2 separate regions of the Homo sapiens genome follow, and region 1 is linked to region 2. The links are chromatin loops, found by intact Hi-C in ENCODE. Cell type or tissue: transverse colon. All regions are shown on one strand. Links, peaks and the distances in the headings refer to the core of each region. The heading gives the core; the rest is flanking DNA. Region 1 has its middle 110 kb from the start of RALGAPA2. Region 2 overlaps CFAP61 (cilia and flagella associated protein 61).

Evidence for each region. A loop is a pair of places that touch in the nucleus more often than their neighbours do. Peaks named below come from ENCODE experiments on the same cell type or tissue, not always from the same donor. Only the 100,000 strongest peaks of a DNase experiment are listed, where the experiment ranks them.
Region 1: it touches region 2 in a loop (6-fold over the local background); 15 of 110 quality-filtered maps call a loop at or near these places.

Annotation. Positions count from the first base shown.
Region 1 is chr20:20,819,312-20,829,524 of GRCh38, forward strand. No RefSeq gene overlaps it. Among named protein-coding and RNA genes, the nearest start is that of RALGAPA2, 110 kb to the left of the region's middle. RefSeq lists an enhancer at 1,620-2,409. In transverse colon, for the core only: a CTCF peak has its summit at 5,867 (motif pointing left); a DNase peak (open chromatin) is centred at 5,785; H3K27me3 peaks cover 3,661 bases.
Region 2 is chr20:20,073,093-20,083,305 of GRCh38, forward strand. CFAP61 (cilia and flagella associated protein 61) reads left to right here. Exons shown (of 27, transcript NM_015585.4): 4 at 1,210-1,286; 5 at 2,097-2,164; 6 at 2,397-2,523. Among named protein-coding and RNA genes, the nearest start is that of CFAP61, 26 kb to the left of the region's middle. In transverse colon, for the core only: no CTCF peak of the experiment used is centred there; a DNase peak (open chromatin) is centred at 6,249; H3K27me3 peaks cover 2,838 bases.

The DNA.
Region 1 (10,213 bases), core at 1,198-9,197, 750 kb after region 2:
CTTGAGCTATTTACATCTATTGAATCATCTTTTCAAGTTATCTTCAGAGTCAGTATGTTGGTAGCTTGAAATCAGCTATGGTGAATATTTATACCATAGAAATGTGAAATTAAGTAACTCACCTTAAAGCTGTTGGAGCTTTAAATTATTCTGAGCCTTGAGAAGAATGTGGCCATCTGACTCGAGTCACGGGGTATACAGCTGCAAATTTTGCCTTTTTTTTCTGTAAATAATTAAGACCAAATGGCACCAGAGATAGGCCCCTTTAGATCATTGCCCCTACTCATGTGTTAATAAAGTAATCTTCCTCTGAACGTAGCAATCTGTAACCAATCAAACTGCTGTAAAGGCAAGGCGTGGTGGCTCGCACCTGCAATCCCAGAACTTTGGGAGGCTGAGGTGGGTGGATCACTTGAGCCCAGGAGTTTGAGAACAGCCTGGGAACATGGTGAAACCCCGTCTCTACAAAAAAAAAAAAAAAATTAGCTGGATGTGCTGCCACAGGCCTGTAGTCCAGCTACTTGGGAGGGTGAGGTGGGAGGATGGCATGAGCCTGGAAGGCAGAGGTTGCAGTGAGCCAAGATCACACCACGGCACTCCATCCTGGGCAACTGAGTGAGACCCTGTTTAAAAAAGAAAAAAAATCGCTGTAACATATGCAGTGGTCTCATATGTAAAATGTTGTGATCTTGCTAAAATTTGTCTGTTTCTACAAGTAAAACTGTAACTTATGCACTTTGGAATGCCGACCCCATTTGTTGTCAGTGTCCTCGGGTGTCTATCCTCAAGCATTGCAATCAAATAAACTCTATACTTAATCATATTTTCTGAATTTCATTATTTAAGGTAGATAGGAATAGGAGAGCCAGTTGTCGAACGTTTACCGCACTACACTGGTGCAATCTGTCAGCACCTCCCCTCCTACCCGGAAGCACAACTTTTCCGTCCTGTCCTGAGGATCCATACTGAGTTCTGGGACACCATGCAGTCATGCCCAGGGCTCACCACATGGGGGAGTTAATTCCTTGTGGAGCTAATATTTGACAAATAAGAAACGAGAGCTGGTGGATTAATTCTTGCCTCTTCCCCGCTCCCCACCGCAGACGGTCCTACTTACAACGCAGCTCAGAGCACAGTTCTGTTGCATTGAGCTATCCCCTGCACTTAGCAGCAGCCTGTCCCTCACACCTCCTAGGATGGCTCTCCCTCCTCTTCCCATTCTCTTATTCCTCTGCTCTGAGATCGAACTCCCTTTAACAATAGCACATTCAGGCTTTGCGTTCTAGGGAAGTCAGGGTAAGACAGGACCTAATGTGGAAAGTGAGTGTGGTTGGGAAGAGCAAGGGATTGTGTAGGAACCTGAAGCCAGCAACACGGAGGCTGTCACAACCCCTGGCTTGAAGAGACAAGGGCAGGGAGCATTTAGCAAAAACCAGATGGGGAGAAAGTCATCTTAAAATGATCTGAGGCCTTCCATTGTGGGGCACAGACAGGAAGGTAGGAAAGGAAATATCCAGTCCACAGCCTGTCCCCTCCCTCACCCTCTCACCAGGGAGCCTCATTCACTGGACATAATTTGGAGCCAGCGGACAGAGATGGGCTGGGGTGGGGCAGGAATGGGAGAAGAGTGGCTGGAAGGACAAATGGAAATTGTTTATCACATTGTCCTCGAGCAAAATCTACTAATTAGCATTCCCAGTTGCCAGTCACGCCTTTCACTCGGGAGAGAGGCTGGTCAGATTATGCAGTGGCACCCAGGGAGACATCAGCTGTGCGAAGAATGAGAGGGGCCAAAACAAACTAAGAAAAAACAAATTCTGGAAGAAACAAAGGTAATTTAGAGAACAGAAAAGAACTCGAAAACAAACCTATTACCTCAATTCAACATGGACAGCATCTGGTGAATAAAAGGAACGCTCAAATAAGAAAGAGTTCTTAGAAATTAAAAAAAAATGATTAGAGAAATATGAAATTCAACAGAGGGACTAGAAGCTAAAGCAGAAAAAGTCTTCCAGTTCCTCAGGCAAAACCACAGAAACCGCAGACCATAAAGATGAGCCATGGAAGTTTAATTCAAGATATTAGCCCAGAACGAGAGACCAAAAAATACTGAAGGAATAATTCTGGGAAAAAAAAAAGTGTTTATAGAAGAAAATGCCCCAGGGCTGAGTATCTACATCTTGCAGAGAGCTAGACTTTGTCTCCCTTTATCGACAAGTGCTTGGACGCTGCCTTCAGGGTCTGGGTGTAACCTGGGCGAAGCAGCTCCCTCCAGCCCCGGGCAATTCCTGGAGAGGGATTAGGAGTTCACCATCAGCAACAAGTAGTTTGGGTAACAGGGAAAGAGGCTTGGGACCTGAAAGGGGTGCATCACAGCATCCACCACATCCACCCCTTGGGCACCACTAGAATCCAGCTGCTTTGAATAGACGTTTATCCTCTGTGGGAACAGCTCGTCCAGGATGGTGGCTGGGCATTTTTATTGGAGAAACATAGAACAGAAAGGATATTGACATACATTGTAATCCCCATGACTGCATTCAGCCCCGAGGCTGTAGCTGATTCTCATTATCTCCTCTTCTATTTTACTCCATCTTTATACCCTCACCTCTTGCCTCTAGTGCCTCTGCTGGCCTAGGTGGCTTATCTGGGAGAGTAACCCAGACCTTCATCCCTGAGGAGAGCAAGCCCTGGCCACAGTCTTTCACAGGCGTGGCTGCTGCATTTGTTCATTTCCATCAAAATTGGGCGGGTGTTGGGAACCAAGAGATGCTCTGGCCGATCACGTGGGGGCCTGACCTATTGTTCTGCAACAGCAGCCCTGCCTCCTCCTGAGGAATGTGGATAATTTGCCTGCCAGCAAGGTGACTCTTTTTCTTGTCTGCTGGTCGCTTGGCAAGAGGAACCCAAAGTGATAAGGCAGCAGCAATAGCTTAAATGTAGTAGGACTCACACGGTTTCTCCTGGAAGAAGTGTTACCCCTCTAGGAACTGGGATCTTATAGACTAGTGCTGTCTGATAGAACTTTCTATGATGATGGAAATGTTCTATATCTGATTTGTCCAACATGGTAGATAATAACTATGTGTGGCCACTGAGCCCTTGAAATCTGGCTAGTGTGTCACGGAGAGTGAATTTTAAGGCCAGGCGTGGTGGCTCATGCCTGTAATCTCAGCATTTTGGGAGGCCAAGGTGGGGGGATTGCTTGAGCCCAGGAGTTTGAGACCAGCCTGGGCAACATAGTGAAATTCTGTCTCTACAAAAAATAAAAAGAAAATAAGCCAGGCATGGCTGAGGTGGGAGGATTGCCTGAGCCTGGAGGTTAAGGCTGCAGTGAGCTGTGATCATACCACTGCACTACAGCCTGAGTGACAGAGTGAAAGCCTGTCTCAATAAATAAATAAATCAACAAATATGTAAAGTGAATTTTAAACTTTATTTTAATTACTTTAAATTTAAATAGCTACATTGGGATAGTGGCTACTGTGTTGGCCAGTGCAGCTCTGTATCATCAGAACCTAAAGCTGCAGAGTACAATGCCCAAACTCCCCACCTGGGTCACTGGAGGTGATGGTGAGTAGGGCCACGCCTTAATATCCATGCCTTGGCTCTATCAATAGGGGACATGGCACCATGCCATGGTCTTTGATTCAGGGCATATACTACATCCCAGAGAATGCCACCCTATACCGGAAGGGCATCATCTCCAAGCTGGAGCCCCAGCTGTGCCTTCAGAAGGCTCTGGCATCACTTTCTCAGGCATCAGCTTGTGAGTGCTGCAGAGAGGACTACTAGACCCATGACCAAGTATCCCTCCTCTGCTGTGAAGTGGGTTGCTTGATCCGAGGTGGTGGTGAGTAAGCGGAGCTCCATGTTGGTGGATCAAATATTATAAGATGGATTGTGGTGCTGGCCAACACTCTACAGGCAGGGAAGCAGAATGTGTGTTGCCTCCAAGCAAGATGAATTGCTCCCCCTTCCAGAGTGAAGGGATCCAGTGTCATCAACTCGCCACCAACTCTTTCATCGGTCACTTTGAAAGATTAGGGGTTTGACTTTGGTTTCTGTGGCTCGCAAATTGGCCCTTTGGCTGTGGCAGTGGCTCAGCCTTGGCGAGTTGGAGCTCTTCTGTCTGGCACATGCAGAGCCTCCACCCCTGCCACCATGGCCTTTCCCTTTGTGAGCCCGTTGTGCCAGCACTGGGACAACCGATGGCAGAGGCTAGAACAGACAGCAGCTGACCGAGCCGTTCTCTCTCCTTGGCTGTGTCAAGCCTTTTCTGGGTTGTTTGCTCTCTGGCGGATATTAACATCTGTGCCAGGATCTTCACTGGGTGCCAACTTCCATAGACACAGTCACATGTCTCTTCCCCTCCGTGTTCTCAACCTTCCTCCTTCCAGGCCCTGACGAGCCCATCAAATCACACAAGACTGCCCAGGAGCCAATGTGGAGTCTGATTTCAGGATACTTCTCTTTCTACACTGCCTGAAGCCCTGCCCACTGCGAGAGCTTCCCCATTACCGCCGTCTCTCATGACCACCCTGAATGAGGCGGCCAGAGTACATCTGCAGCCAGTTTTTATTTTGTGCCCACATTTCAAGCTCACTCACCCCTGCACCAAGCTTAACCTTTCCCCTCCTCTGTCAGGTGATCACAAGGGACTCTCCCATGTGCCTCTGAGTGCGATCTGAGGGAAGGGCGCTGGTGTGGGGGTGATGGCACATGGGAGCGTGGGTCACAGCTCCATCACCAAATCGTTCCTCTCCTCATGTTCCTGCCCCTCGTTTATGTTGTGACTTGACCCTGGTTCTTGCTCTGGAATCCAGGAGGGAGGTGGGGACACAGCCTAGGGCAGGGATGTGCATGTTGTCTGGCAAGATAAAGGCTCAAGTGATCCCACAGGGAGCTCTGGAGCTAGGATGTCCCTTTGGCATCATCCTGAATTGAGGTGAGAGGACTGGCCCTTTTCCCTCCATATTGTCCAGACATTGGCTGCAAGCTGCCTCCCGAGAGAGTCACCACAACCTTGGCCAGGGTAGTCAATGCCCAGAGAAGCTCTCAGCTGTGAGCTGTGAGCAATGGCTCTCCCAGCAGCTGGGGGTGTGAGTGCCTCGCTCCAGAAGGGAGATCTAACTCTAGAATTCACCCAGCGCTCTGCTCTGTTCAGCCGCCAATAATACAGAGAAGATTCTACAGGCCTCCAGAGAGAAAAAAGAGGACTTAGAAAAAAATAAAATTAGAAAACAACATTTTATTTTTAAAAAAATTCCTTCCTTTTGTAAATGTTTGCTAAAATCATCCCTTAATCAGTTAAGGGATCAATTCAAAGACTACTGGTTGAGGTAGTACTAATTCTACTGTGTCAAAAACAACTCGCTTTACTAAAGTAAGCCTTGTAGGGGTAGGATTTGGGGTTGTCCTGTACAACTAACTGCTACCTGGAGTCCTCTACTTCCCCTCAAAGGAGAAAAAATAAGAACGAGAAAAAGAGCAGAGGCGGTACAGAGGAAGGATCACTCTGAAATGAGCAGAGGAACGCGTGGACCATGCAAGACTGTGGGGCTCCCCGTGGATCGCCCCGAAGTGCTCTGAATACCAAGCAATTCTTCAAAGTCTTATCACAAGACAGTGACCATCATGTATAGACAGCTTACATTTGTTGAGTAGGAAAGTGTCCCAGGGCCTGCTCCCTGCTCTGCCACACGTGGAGGCCCAGGGCTGGGGCTGTGTTCTGTGGGAGAAATCCGCGGGGTCGAGCTGGTGGGGAGACGCCTGGTAGGGCGAGGCGTTTGGTTTACTCTTGTGACTTTGGTCAACGCTCTGCAGGTTTGGCCGGCTCTTCTCTAGCGCCCTCTGCTGGAAAACGTCAGGAACTCTGTATTGAAAATACGTAATGAATATTTTTCAGTTTTTGGGCTTTTCTAGTGGGGAATTCCAGGTGCTCTCTCCAAAGCCCAGAGCCTCCCCAAGAGGAGCAGCTTTTACGAGACATTCTAGAAGGCAGAGAGGAGAATTCTGCTTCAGTCTGGTCTGAGAGGGGCCTGGGAGCCTCTCTGGTGGGTAAGAACCCAACTCTGGCACTGTCCCCCGCTGAGACTGTGAGCTGCGAGGGAGGCCGGGGTGCAGGCCTGCCTCCAGCGTGATTAGCTGTCTCAGGGGACAAATTCATCCCCAAGTACACCGTGAGGGGTTTCTGCCTCTCTTCCCATCTTGCTTTGAGGGTGGTAACAAGATTTATTCTTGAAATTGAAGGGGCTAAGTATTTTATACCAAACCTATAATTTGTTTTATTATTTTTTGAGACAGGGTCTCACTCTGTTGCCTAGGCTGGAGTGCAGCACTCACTGCATGCTCTATCGTGGCCTCGACCTCCCAGGCTCTGGTGATTCTTCCATCTCAGACTCCCAAGTAGCTGGGACTGCAGGCGCCCACCACTATGCCCCACTAATTTTTGTATTTTTATTTTATTTTTTGAGACAGAGTCTCACTCTGTCACCCAGGCTGGAGTGCAGCGGTGCAATCTTGGCTCACTGCAACCTCCGCCTCCCGGGTTCCAGCGATTCTCCTGCCTCAGCCTCCCAAGTAGCTAGAATTACAGGCACACACCACCATAGCCAAATAATTTTTGTATTTTCAGTAGAGCTAGGGTTTCACCATGTTGGCCAGGCTGGTCTCAAACTCCTGATCTCAGGTGATCCGACCGCCTCAGCCTCCCAAAATGCTGGGATTACAGGCATGAGCCACGGCGCCTGGCCATATTTTTGTAGTTTTAGTAGAGACGAGGTTTTGCCATGTTGGCCAGGTCTTGAACTCCCGGCCTCAAGTGATCCTTCCATCTTGGCCTCCCAAAGTGCTGAGATTACAGAAATGAACCACCGCGCCCGGCCTAGAATTTATTTTTATATCGGTCTTCCCAAGTGACAAGTGCTGTTCTATAGAACGCTCACTTGAAATTATGCACAGGGAACTTTTTGCTCAAAACAAAAGATCCCCATGTTCAAATACGACTCCTATGGAATGTGCTTGCGTGCCTCCTCTGGAGACTGTAAGCTTCAGGTGGAAGCTTGGAACTTAGGATTTCATTATTCTGTGGACGCAGGGATCGGTGGATGGATAGGAGGACAAACAAATGACACATTCCTTTTTTTTCTTTTTGCTCATTGTATTTTTTTAAAAAACATTTTAAGTCTACTGTACATACAGAAATATGAACAAATAATAATTGTATAGCTTGATGACGTTTCTCAAACTCACCTCTGCACCTGGATCCAGGAAGAGAACATCCCCAGACAGTCTCTCACACCGTCCCCCATGAAGGTGGCTACTCTCCTGATTCTAACAGCAAGGATTCCTGTGACCAGCTTTTGTCCTTTGCCCAGATAGAACTACGCGGTGTGTTCTCGTCAGTGTCTGGCTTTTTCGCTCCCTATCAGGAGTGTAAGATTTACCCACATTTTTGTGTGCATGGATTATAATTATGGCAGTGCAATCTCTTATCATAACAATTAGTTTGTGTTCTCCCAGAAGAGACCCTGAGCAAGGATCCTAGTGTAAGCAGTTTATTGGGTGACGAAGAAAACCCTGGCAAATGAGGTGAATTAGGAAGAGAGACAAGGAAAGGTAGGTGGCCAATAATAGGTGTGTTATATAGCAAATTACCACTGTGGGCACCTGGAGCTCAATCCCGCCGGTACCTCTGGGAGACGGTGTGGAGATGCCTCGGAGGGATGCAGGAGCTGTGTATTCACATCCAAGCTCCATACAGTCACTGGCTGATGGGCAAAGACTGTCTGTGTTAATGCCCTGGAACTCCCAGCCAGCTGCAGGGAGAGGCACAGGGGCTCTGGTGTTCGCGAAAGCTCTTGGAGGAAGAACAGCAGTGAAGGCAGTGGGAACTCAGGGAAGAGGGAGAGGGAAAGGAATCTGGGCAGTCAGAATCTGCTACAGACTCCGTGGATCAGGGTTTTACGTGACGCTTCTGTACTCAGCAAAGAACATTCTGGACCAGGTACTTGCTTTTCCTGTGAGAACATTTGCTGTGTTCATCCATCCCACGTCCTTTCATTCTCTTCCCACTTTTCCTTTTGCAAAGCTACACTTTGCTCAGATGCAGACAGCCTTAGTGGGTCTGTCAAACGCAGCCTAGGGTGGGTCTTGACCTAAGCTAGGCCAGCCAAAACCTGTCCTTCGGGGCAGGAAAGGGCTGGGACTGCCTTCTCCTGGGGTGGTGCCTCCATCAGTTCTCGCTGTCTGGTTTCCTGGGATTGCCCAGCTTCTTCTTGTCACTTGCTAGTGAAAGTTTTCCTCAAGGTTCTGTGAACTGCCCCATATTCTAATAAATTCCTCTTTTTGACTGTCTAAGTCCAGGCCCTCCAAGCAGCAGATGCCAAGGTGGAATTAGATTTCTAAGGGATTTATTGGAGAAATTGTGGAGGGCACCAGAGGAGGCTGGCAGACCCTTCAGCCAACATGCAGGTCTGACCCTGTGGAGGAGCGAGGGAAGGAAGGAAGGAAAGAAGGAAGGGAGGGAGGGGGGGCGGGAGGAAGGAAGGAAGGGGAGGAGGGGGAAGGGAGGGAGGGAGGAAGGAGGGCACCAGATGAGGCTGGCCGACCCTTCAGCCAACATGCAGGTCTGACCCTGTGGAGGAGCGAGGGAAGGAATGGAGTGAGGAGGGAGGAAGGAGGAAGGAAGGGGAAGGAGAGGACAGGCAGGGAGGGAGGGAAGAAGCAGGGAGAGAGGGAGTGAGGGAGGAAGGAAGGCACCAGAGGAGGCTGGCAGATCCTTCAGCCAACATGCAGGTCTGACCCTTGTGGAGGAGTGAGGGAAGGAAGGAAGGGAGGGAGGGAGGGAGGGAGGAAGATTTGATAGGAAAAGTTTTTGCAATGCAATTCTCAAAGAGTTTTGGCAAGTCCGAGGGCGGTGGGGGTGGTCCTTAAGCCAAAATTAGCTGGGTCTCAAAGAATAAACCTGCCTTAATATCCCTGCTGCTTTTAGTCATTGGCTGGAAACAGTCCATGGAAGTATAGACTTTGGGCCTAAAGTCAGGGGCAGCACCTGGAGCCTTTGGTCAATTATGCTCGCTGCAGCAGGAAACCTGAGAGGCACAGCTGTCACGTTGCCTCAGTTAACAAGACAGCAGCCAAAGCTACACCAGCTGATACAGTTCCTTTACCTCTATGGCTGTTTCTTTTTAATATATATATATAAATTTAAATATAAATTGCCTTTCTCCTTGATTTATTTGGATAATTAATAGTATATGACATCTACTTATCACACTCTGCATGCCACATTGAACCAATTACACTGTTAGAGTTTCATTTTGTTATCTGAAACTCTAGCCATATGTTTTGTTTTTAAAATGCAAATGCCCCTTAGTAGTGTTAAGTCTTAGTTGTTTACCCTTTCGTAAAACCAATGTTATCCAGCTGGCTCAATCCCACTTTCCAGCTGTTGGACCTTAGGCAAGTCTGTGAACCTCTCTGAGCCTCAGTTTTCTCATCTGTAAATGAGACCCTGCTCATGGGGTGACATAGTTTTACTCTGTGTCCTCACCCCAAAATCATCTCAAATTGTAATCCCCACATGTCAGGGGAGAGACCTGGTCGGAGGTGATTGGATCATGGGGTCAGTTTCCCCCATGCTGTTCTTGTGATAGTAAGTGCATTCTCACAAGATCTGATGGTTTAAAAGTTTAAAAATGTCCCCCTTCGCATGCTCTCTCTGTCTCCTACTGCCATATAAGACGTACCTTGCTTCCCTTCCCCTTCTGCCATTATTGTAAGATTACTGAGGCCTCCCCAGCCATGCAGAACTGTGAGTCAATTAAACCTCTTTTCTTTATAAATTACCCAGTCTTGGGTAGTTCTTTATAGCAGTTTGAAAATGGACTAATAGAGAAAATTGGTATCAGGATAGTGGGGTACTGCTATAAAGATAACCTGAAAATGTGAAAGCAACTTGGGAAGTGGGTAATGGGCAAAGGTTGGAACAGTTTGAGGGGCTCAGAAGAAGACAGGAAGATGTTGGAAGTTTGGAAATTCCTATAGATTTGTTGAATGGTTTTGACCAAAATGCTGATAGTGATATGGACAATAAAATCCGGGCTGAAATGGTCTCAGATGGAGATGAGGACTTACTGGGAACTGGAGCAAAGGTCACTCTTGCTATGCTTTAGCAAAGAGACTGGCAGCATTTTGCACCTGCCCTAGA
Region 2 (10,213 bases), core at 1,252-9,251:
CTTGCATTGTAATATTTATGATGGAAGAGAGAATTTGGGAGACAAATCAAGCAAGTAATAAGCCATATGCTCCTGAGGCTAGTCCTATTCAGGATGTAAGGCAAATGCTGAGTGAGATTATTGTGGGATTAAATGAGTGAATACACAGCAAGTACTTGAAATCATGTCGTCGTCATCGTTATCTGGACTTTTGGGATTTGTGTTGTTTGCCTTTTGGGAGTTTTCAAGCTCATGAATCAAAACATGGTTTTCCTCTTGCGCTTTTAGTCACCGTACAATTCTTTCCGAGTGCTTCTGAGTCACACACCATCCGACAGAAGTGGGGACAAGGCACACAGAAGTGCCACTGGTCCCACAAAGCTGTCCAGAAAATTATTCAAAAAACAAGAAACCTAGGCAGCACCTGTGCTGTCCTGATATAGGTACCAGCACCACCCTCACCAGTCAGCCAGTCTACATCTGCACTGTTTCCAGAATTTGAAGATTTGTTCATAAGCACAGGGGTACCGAGTTGAGTGGACCAATGTGTGGATGTTTGAACCATTTACTCATTATTTAGGCCACTTTAAAAGTCTCAGAAGGAGGAGACAAAGCTCTTTTAAAACTTGGAAGATTTAACTGGAAAGTCTTGCTAGAATCTTGCTACTGTGAGTTTTCAGCTCCCAGGTTTTTTGGATCCCAAGAGTAATATTTGATTCTGACTCTGGGAATGTTGAACAAAACAAGCCAATGGATTCTGAACGTGGCATCTGCCTTCCATTTTTCAAATTCATAAGAGCATCTCTCCCTCCTGTCACATGAATAGAGCAGCAGCTGCTGACTCAAGAGCGCCGGGAAAAGGGTGATTGTCTTTCACTTGGCATAGACACCCCTGAGGACAAGACTACTGAGTTAATAATCGATTTCACTCCCCTGCAGGCTCTCCCGCAGCTCATTCGTGAGGGCAGGAGGAAGGGCGGGTGCTCTGGACTCATTTACAGTCCCTGTTTCCTTAAATAATTGTGAGTAAGGAGGACAGAAGGCGGCAAACGGAGTCAGTGAGACAGCTCAAATGCCGCCTGGGTGTTGCATCACTTAGACATAAAATATCAACCCTAAATGCCAGGCTGTTCTGTGTCTGTGGATGCCCCGAAACCCTCTTTCCACCCTGTGCTGACCTAGCCCGAATACTGACTCAGCCTTTAATCCGTGTTCTCTCTTCTTCTGCAGCCCCTGAATACGTTGTTCATGCACCTCTTTGTGGCCGTGGATGAGTATTCTGTTGGCTGTTGCAAAGAGATTCTTCGGTGAGTGGATATGGCCGTGCAGTGGTGAACATGAAAGAGACTGTGTGGATAGTTTTGAAATATTTTTTAAAAGACATGAAATTCTTTGGGGTGTTTAATTTGCTTGTAATTTGTGGCTATATTAAAATATTTACTTTGAATAGCAATGATATTTCTGAAAGGAGATAGTTCTTTGAATCTATTGTCCATTCTGCACGCTGTTATCATTTGAGGCAAACAGATAGTGCAGTAATTTAAAGAAATGGATTTAGGTTGAGGGGAGTAGGAGAAGAATTAAGTGTCGCAAGCTTGGACATTTCTAAAAACTGCTTTTCTTTATCTTATCTTTAGAAATGTTTATTAACATGACAGACTTCAAAGCATCCTGAATAATAGGATGCATGGAAAATGACCAGCAGGGCTACCGAGTCATGGCGATGTGTCTCTGACAGCCTCTGACAGCCTGCACAGACATTTGGGGGTGGTGGTCACAGCTTTCAAGTCACTTTGTAATGTCACACCAGACCGTCCAGATGCCAGGTCAAAGGTTAATATTAGCAGAAATCTGGTGTGCCATATGAACATGGCACCCTTTATTCTCTCTGCCTCCATGGGACAGATCGAAAAGGGGCCCTTTAGAACCCAAGGAAAAGTAGAGAAGAAAAAGAAATTGCCTTGAGGCTGTTCTTGCCATTGCAGGTGGGGAGCAAAGGAGCCCATGTGGATTTAGGAACACCTCACCTTTTTAGTGACAGCATTTGTCTTCATCAAGTGCCAGCTGATGGGATTGCTTTGTTAGTAACACTGCCCCACCCTCTCTTTCCTCACCAGAACCGTGTATAAGGCAGTGCCAGAGCTGCACTTCATATTTCTCATCGTGCCATCCTACATGAGCCTAGGTAAGGCCCGCCCAACCACCTCTGGTCCCCGGTAGCAAACATTGAAAATTCACTCCCAGAATGGTGCTTTGGGGAATGAGAAATAAGAGTGGTCTCCAGGTCCTCAATGTACCATGTGCATATTTTATTAGAACAATTAAGCACAATTTAGAATGGAAACTACATTTTGTTCTGACATCCCAAATTTATTTCTTGATAAATAAGGACATGTTTCTTTATCTCTGTGATTTAGGCTCAACTCTCATAACTGTTTTTGACCAAGTGGGGAACATCCCGTGTCTGACGTATGAGGAAGACTTTGCAGTGCATATATGTCACAGGCACAGCCACTATCCTCAGCTGCACGTTCGCAAAGCCAGGTACAGTTGGAGTCATGCCTTGTGTGACCTAAGCTTCACTGGGACAGTCATCTTCCCAAGACTCTTTAAACTACCAATGCTAAGTGACTATAGCTTAGATCAAAATTTTTTACAATACTCATAAGCATTACTTCATTTGGATATCTTTATAGTTCCCCTTAATGACATTATTTGCAGGACTATCTGATGATACTCATTTGGTTCTATGTGGCTATAACATTATTCATTGACTCCTTAGGGGTTTCTGAAAACACACAATCCTAGGTCCCACACCAGTAAGATAACTTTCAAATAAAACAAGCTTAAAAATGAACCTGCCTATTCAGTTTTCTCGGTAAAACCCACCTATTTTCTGACATTCAGTGAATGAGGATGCTGTTGACCCCAAAGAGGGGTTTTCCAAATTGAAGGTCTCTACCATCAGGTGCCCCAAGTCCAGCAGTCTTAGGGAGATGGCTGTGGCAGTGTTTTCCAAAGATGGCTGCCACACTACTTTCCACCCCGCAGGCTACTCTTTGATGTGACTTTGCCACTCCTCTCTTCAAGCCTTGGGCGCTCCGTCCTCTCTTCCTGAAGCTGGGTGGGTTGTGACTGCTTTGACCAGTAGACCGTGGCCAAAGGGATGCTCTGGGACTTGTGAGGCTGGGAAGCTTCTGCCTGGCTCTCTCAGGATGCTTGCTCTGGAGGAAGCCAGCCATATGTAAGAAGTCTGGAGAAGCCACATGTTCGCAAGGGGAGGGGTGGTTGACAGCCCCAGCTGGGCTCCCGCTGACAGTTAGCTTCCACTGCCTGTGGTGTGAATGAGCCATTGTGGACACCCAGCCCAGGAGAGCCCCATATATCTACAGCACAGCTGACATCTGATCGCAGCCACATGACAGACCCCAAGTGAGGATGCCCAGCTGAGCCCTGCCAGAGTTCTGACTCACAAAACCATGAGCAATGTAGAGTGGCTGTTTGGAAATAAGAGTGCATTATGAAATCATCTCACAGAGGTGGTTGCTTGGCTTATCAGTGAAGAATAAATTGTATCTTTTGGGATCAGCCATTGCTGTGTTTGAGGAATGCTGACTTTCTTTAGAAAAGTATTTTAAAAGTTTTAAAAACTTTATAAAAGTAAGAGCCTATGATTTACCAGGCATGTAGCAGTGGTATGGCATCGTTGTTAAGAGTTTGTAATGCTGGCATCGGATAGATCTGGATTCTGATCTTGGCTCTCCTGCTCACGAGGTGGGTTAACTTACAAAAGGAACGTGACATCTGCGGGGGTGTAAGTTCCCTCTGTCAGTGGGTGTAAGCGTATTGTCTACAGCACAAGATTGTGATGATTGTGAGCTAATGAACATCAAGCACTTAGCACACTTCCTGCCACATGTAAGGGCCCAATAAATATTAAATATTATTATGACAAAGGGGCTTAGAGTTAAGTGGTGGGGAGAGACTCATCTTCAGTTAACTGTCATGTTGGTAGCTGAGAAGCGGGATGCACAGACAGAGATGAAGACAGCTTCATTACAACTGCTCCTCCGCCCAAAAAAACCCCTCTAAATGTCCATCCACCAGTTAATGTTGTTTACCCTTATAAACTGTGGTACATCCATACAGTGGATGCTACTCAGCAATTCAGTGGAATGAACCATTTACATATAGTAGCATGAATCAATCTCAGAAGGTTTATGCTGAGTGAAGGCAGACTTAGAAAAGCATATACAGTACTGCTGATTACACTTTTGTGATATACAAAATGGGTGAAAAGCATCCACAGAGATAGGAATCAGATAGAGATAGAAACCAAGATCATGGAGATCATGACACAGGCTGGAATTCTAGCAGCGACAGGTCACAGAGATCCAGGTTGTTGACAGCAAGAGTCAGACTCTGTAAAATGTTTGAAGAGGTTTATTCTGAGCCAAATACAAGTGACCAGGGCTTTGACACAGCCCCAGGAGGTCCTGAGAACATGTGCCTGAAGTGGTTGGGCTACAGCTTGGTTTTATACATTTTAGGGAGATATAAGACACAAATCAATAAATGTAAGATGTGCATTGGTTCAGTCTGGAAAGACAGGACAACTCAAAGCAGAGAAGAGCCTTCCAGGTCATAGGCGGATTCAAAGATTTTCTGATTGGCAGTTGATTGAAAGGGTTTATCTAAAGACCTGGAATCAATATGAGGGAGTGTCTGGGTTAAGATAGGGGTTGTGGAGACAGAGGTTCTTATTGTGCAGATGAGGCCTCCAGGTAGCAGGCTTCAGAGAGAATAGATTGTAAATCTTTTTTATCAGACTTAAAAATATGCCTGACTCTTAGTTAATTCTCTCTTGGATCAGGAAAAATGCCTGGAAAGGAAGGGGATTCACCACAGAATGTAGAATTTTCTCCGAAGAGACAGTTTTGCAGGGTCATTTCAAAGTATGTCAAAGAAATATATTTTGGGGTAAAAAACTTCAGTTTATTTCAGGGCCTGCCCTGCTGTCATGTTTGTATCTTATTCCTACAAAGAGTCTGTTCTGTCATTCTTAAGATCTCTGTTTTCATGTTAATCCTGGTCAAATGTTCCTAAATTCCAAAGGGAAAGTATAATGAGGCATGACCGACCACCCAATCCCATCATGCGCTGAACTGGTATTTCAGGTTTATGTTAGAATACCCTTGGCTGAGAGGAGGAGTCCATTCCATTGGTTTGGGGGAGCTTAGAATTTTATTTTTGGTTACGTGGTAGGGAAAGGATCAGGTCAGGTGCATAGATACAGAGAGACATGTTAGAGAGTAGCGCTTGGCTACCAGTTGGATGGAGGAGTTGAGGGATGAGGAGTTTATGGTAATTCAGGGTTTTCAAGTTTAGGGGAAATGGTGCTTTCATTAACTGAAAGTAGAAATAATAGATTTAAATGGACAGGAGAAGGTAGGAAATAGAAACAGAGGGAGAAGCCAGGTTTGAGATACACATTTGTGAGTTGTCAGTTTGTCAGTAAGTGGGGAGATCATGAAATGAAGGAGATTGTCTTGCTGAGGGGGAGATTGCACAGTGAAAAAGCACAGGACCAGGGCAGAACTTTGAAAGATGAAAATGAGCTATGAATAATGAAAACTAGAAGAGAGGGAGAGGAATACAGAAGAAATTAAGACTCATAAAGTGGCAAAAGATGCAGGGAAATGAAATTATTTAAGTAAAAGAGAAGCCATTAGATTTGGCAATTTAAAAAGGCACAGATAGGATGAATAAAACTGATACTTCCAGCCAAACTGACCAAGAAAAAAGACAAATTGCCAGTATCAGGAATGAAAGAGGTGGTATCACTTACAGATCCTACAGGCATTGAAAGATTAATATGGGGACATTACAGATAACTCAATGTCGATAAATCTAACAATTTAGATAAAAATGGGCCAACTACTTTAGGAACACAAATTACCAAAACTCATTTAAGAAAAAATAGGTAACTTGGATGCTTCCGTATCTATTAAAGAAAAATCAGATGAACTTTGGGTGAGAGGAAGGGGGCCCTCCTGCCCAGACATTGGCCTCTCCCCAACCCACAGCCTGATTTGCTCTTTTTCTCCTCTTTTTCTCTTGTTCTCATGACTCTGAACTCTGCCTTCCTCAGGACCTAGTCCTCAGTTTTCTCTCAAGCTCATCCCTTTGACTCCTCTGTGCCAACCTTGCCACTCAGTAACCAGTGCCCTACTTCTGAACTCTTGGTTTGGGGTGTGGTCTTGTCACTCCTTGAAGGGCAGAGTTTCACAGGAGAGGCCAAATTGCAGTGAGCGGAATAAATGGGAGGTAAGGAAATGAAAGCAAAGGAGTAGTCAGTGCTATTTTTTTTTTCCTTTTTGCTGGAGAAAGTCACTGCTCTTCAGAGAAGTTTTGTGTTGAAGGGAAGCAGAGAGAGGGAGGCCAGAAACCTACCTGCAGATGCTGAACATTATGCAAACAGTGTAATGTGATCCCGTTTTTCCTATCCACGTGGAGCATTTTATTTGCATTCTGAGAGCGGGGCAGCATGTCTCTTAACGAAGTTCACCAAGAAGCAGATGAACTTCAGATACATATTATCTACCTAATTTAGTTTGAGAGAAGAAAATTCCTCATATAAAATGATCTTTCATTACTTTCTTTTTATTAATAGCTAAATAATCCTCTCTTTATAAAACCCTTTGATAATGATACAAATACTAATGCAAGCCAAAGGCAGTCTGAAGAAATGGAATTTTGTGTATGAAATGACATTTTTAATTGGTTCTCTCATGTCTTTCAAATTTTTATTCCTGATTTATAAAGTGTCTCTTGTTAGTGTCAGGGGAGGCAAATAGACCCTCCTGTCCTTCAGGAAATTATATTTTTTAAAGAAATATTACCTTCAGTTTTTAAATTACAAGAATCTCCACAAATTAATTACTTAGGATCTTGTAAGTAGTGTAACAATTGTTACACTTTTATATTCATTTTAAAATCTCTCATTTTTTATGCCATTTACTAATTTTTTGGGGAGATGGGTTTATTTAATAAAATGAATTCTAGTTTCAAATCATAAAACTTAAAAGTAAAAGTTATTCTTTCATTTTTCTGTGTATGTAACTATACACACACAAGTATAGTGGCATACATGCACTCTCTCTACATATATACCTATATATATCTCCATGATCATATGTTCTGTTAATTATATTTTTCACTTAACATAGCATCTCATCATTTATCATCTTTAGAGATCAATTTCTTTCTTTTCTGATGGTGCCTGGTCCATGATGGCCTAACCATCATGTAGCTCTAATACAATTCATTTAGCTCTTGCTTATTTATGGAAATTTAATTTAAGTTGTTTCCTGTAAAAAATTTACCACTTTTTCTATAAAAAATAATACTGTAGTAAACAGCATTGTACATATATCATCCAGCATTCATATATAGTAGTGTACAACAGATAACTAAATGTGGAATTTGGTGTAGGAAATACCCAGATGTTTGCAAATTCTAAGATTTAAAAATAGATGCCACCAAATTATTCAACGTAAATATCATATCCATTTATATTCTGACCAAATAGAGTTGTTTCCTTACATCTTCATCAGTGCTGAGTATTTTCAGTTATTAAAACTGTTTCCTGGCCGGGCACAGTGGTTCACACCTGTAATCCCAGCACTTTGGGAGGCTGAGGCAGGCAGATCACGAGGTCAAGAGATTGAGACCATCTTGGCCAACATGGTGAAACCCCGTCTCTTCTAAAAATACAAAAATTAACTGGGCGTGGTGGCATGCATCTGTAGTCCCAGCTACTCGGGAGGCTGAGGCAGGAGAATCTCTTGAACCTGGGAGGCGGAGGTTGCAGTGATCCGAGATTGTGCCATTGTACTCCAGCCTGGCGACAGAGCAAGACTCCATCTCAAAAAAAAAAAGAAAAGAAAAAAGGTTCCCTGTTAGACCAAAATAGTATTTTGTTGCTTTAAATTGCATTTGTCTAAATCTGTGAGAGTTTGAGTGCCATTTTACAGGTTCCATTTTAAATGAATAAAATACTTGAATTTAAAGTAACTTCCAGTTAAGCTATCATCCTACCAGATGATTAAACATGTTCCTACAAAGTAGGCAATTCTAGACAATTCCAAAGGATTGGGCAGGGGATAGATATGAGTTACTTACAACTGACAAAGGCAAATTTCTAAAAGTATTTTCTTAAGTTTTAGTCAGGATACCCGATTTGTATCTTGGGAATTATCATTTTCTGGAGGTATGTAGGGCTTAATTAAGGACTTTCAACTTAGTTATTCAGCAAGGGATTATTGTAATAGAAAACTTGTATATAAATCCAACACTGAAAATGACATGTATAGAAGCAGCCCATTCAAAAATTCCCTATTCCTTTCACTTTTTAGTAAGGTATTGTCTGTTAATTTACTCGCTAATAGCCTACTTGTCACTCAGGATGCAGGGTGCAGGAGAAAAGATGTGGGATGTGCTCAGCCCAGTGCCAGGCTCCCAGTAAGCATTTGGTAACAGATGGTTATGGTTTGGTCTCCCTTTCTGCCTCCTTTCCTACACCCCTTCCTTCTTTTCTTCCATTTTTCTCTTGAAAACTTGAGTGCTATGGACTATAACCTTCAGTGGACAAGGTTCACAAAACTTGAAATAAACCTGGATACCTTAACCTGAGGTCTTGCACATACAGCCCCTGATGTGCCCATAGAAAATCTGAAAGAAGCAAAACACAAGAGGAATGATAGCAAAGAGGTGACAGTGGGTACTTTGCAGTGAGGAAGGGATGTTTATTAGAAGATAAGTGGACAGTAGTGAATTCGTGTGGAAATGGTGACAGTATGGCAGTCAGTGCCTTTGCCTGCAGAAGGTAGAGAGTGTGGCACATTTTAGAAAGCCCTCTATCCACATGTTCAGATTCGAGTTTTGATACTTGCAGGCACAGAATTTCATGTATCTGGAGATTGCAGTTGTGTGGACTACCTCCCTCCTTAACAACGCTAGAAAAATGGAGACTTTACAGAACATCAAATGGGCGTGGCTGTGTGCCTCTTAGGTTGCCTCCTTTCTCTTATTTCCCTCACATGTATTTTTTGACATCCGTTTCAACGATAGTTACTTGCACTGATAGTTAATGGTGAAGAACACAATTCGTAAGACACTGAACCAGTGAAGGGTTTGGGGATGTAATTATCCTTCAGCCATTTGGCTAGTGACACATTCAAAACCAATGAATTAACACTGTAATCCCCTGTCCTGTTTCTTTGATTTACCCATGTGGAAAATTATGCTGTAATCTGCCCATCTACTTAGACAGTAATTAGTGAAGTTACTGTTCTGTACTTTTCATACTATCTGAAATAAAGCATAGCTACTTCTGGACACACCTCTAAAATCTACAGTGGGCTTAATTAATCATCCATGGTGGATTTGAGATGTGTTCAGATTTAGAAACTACTGGCATGCTCTTTTTCTGGGGGAAAACCTGTCTTTTTCAAGTCCTCCTGGGGCTGGGAGGAGACTTGGCCAAGGAAAGGATTATGTGCTTTCAAACAATGTTGTGAAATAACTGGTTTCCTTAGTGGAGTATTGCTTCTTTGTTGATAACAATGGTTGATTAAATTGGCTCAACCTTGTTGCTTTTTAAAATAGATGAAAAATCTCTAATCATCAGGGAAATGCAAATTAAACCACAGTGAGATACTACTACCTTACTCCTGCAAGGATGGCCATAATTTAAAAGTCAAAAAACAGCAGATGTTGGCATGGATGTGGTGAAAAAGAACACTTTTACGCTGCTGGTGGGAATGTAAACTAGTACAACCACTATGGAAAACAGTGTGGAGATTCCTTAAAGAACTAAAAGTAGAGCTACCACTCAATCCAGCAATCCCACTACTGGGAATCTACACAAAGGAAAATAAGTTATTATATGAAAAAGATACATGTATACACACGTTTATAGCAGCACAATTTACAATTGCAAGGATATGGAACCAACCTAAGTGCCCATCGACCAATGAGTGGTTAAAGGAAATGTGATATTCATACACCGTGGAATACTACTCAGCCATAAAAATGAACAAAATAATGTCTTTTGTTGCACCTTGGATGAAGCTGGAGGCCATTATTCTAAGTGAAGTAACTCAGGAATGGAAAACCAAATACCGTATGTTCTCACTTGTAAGTGGGAGCTAAGCTATGAGGACACAAAGGC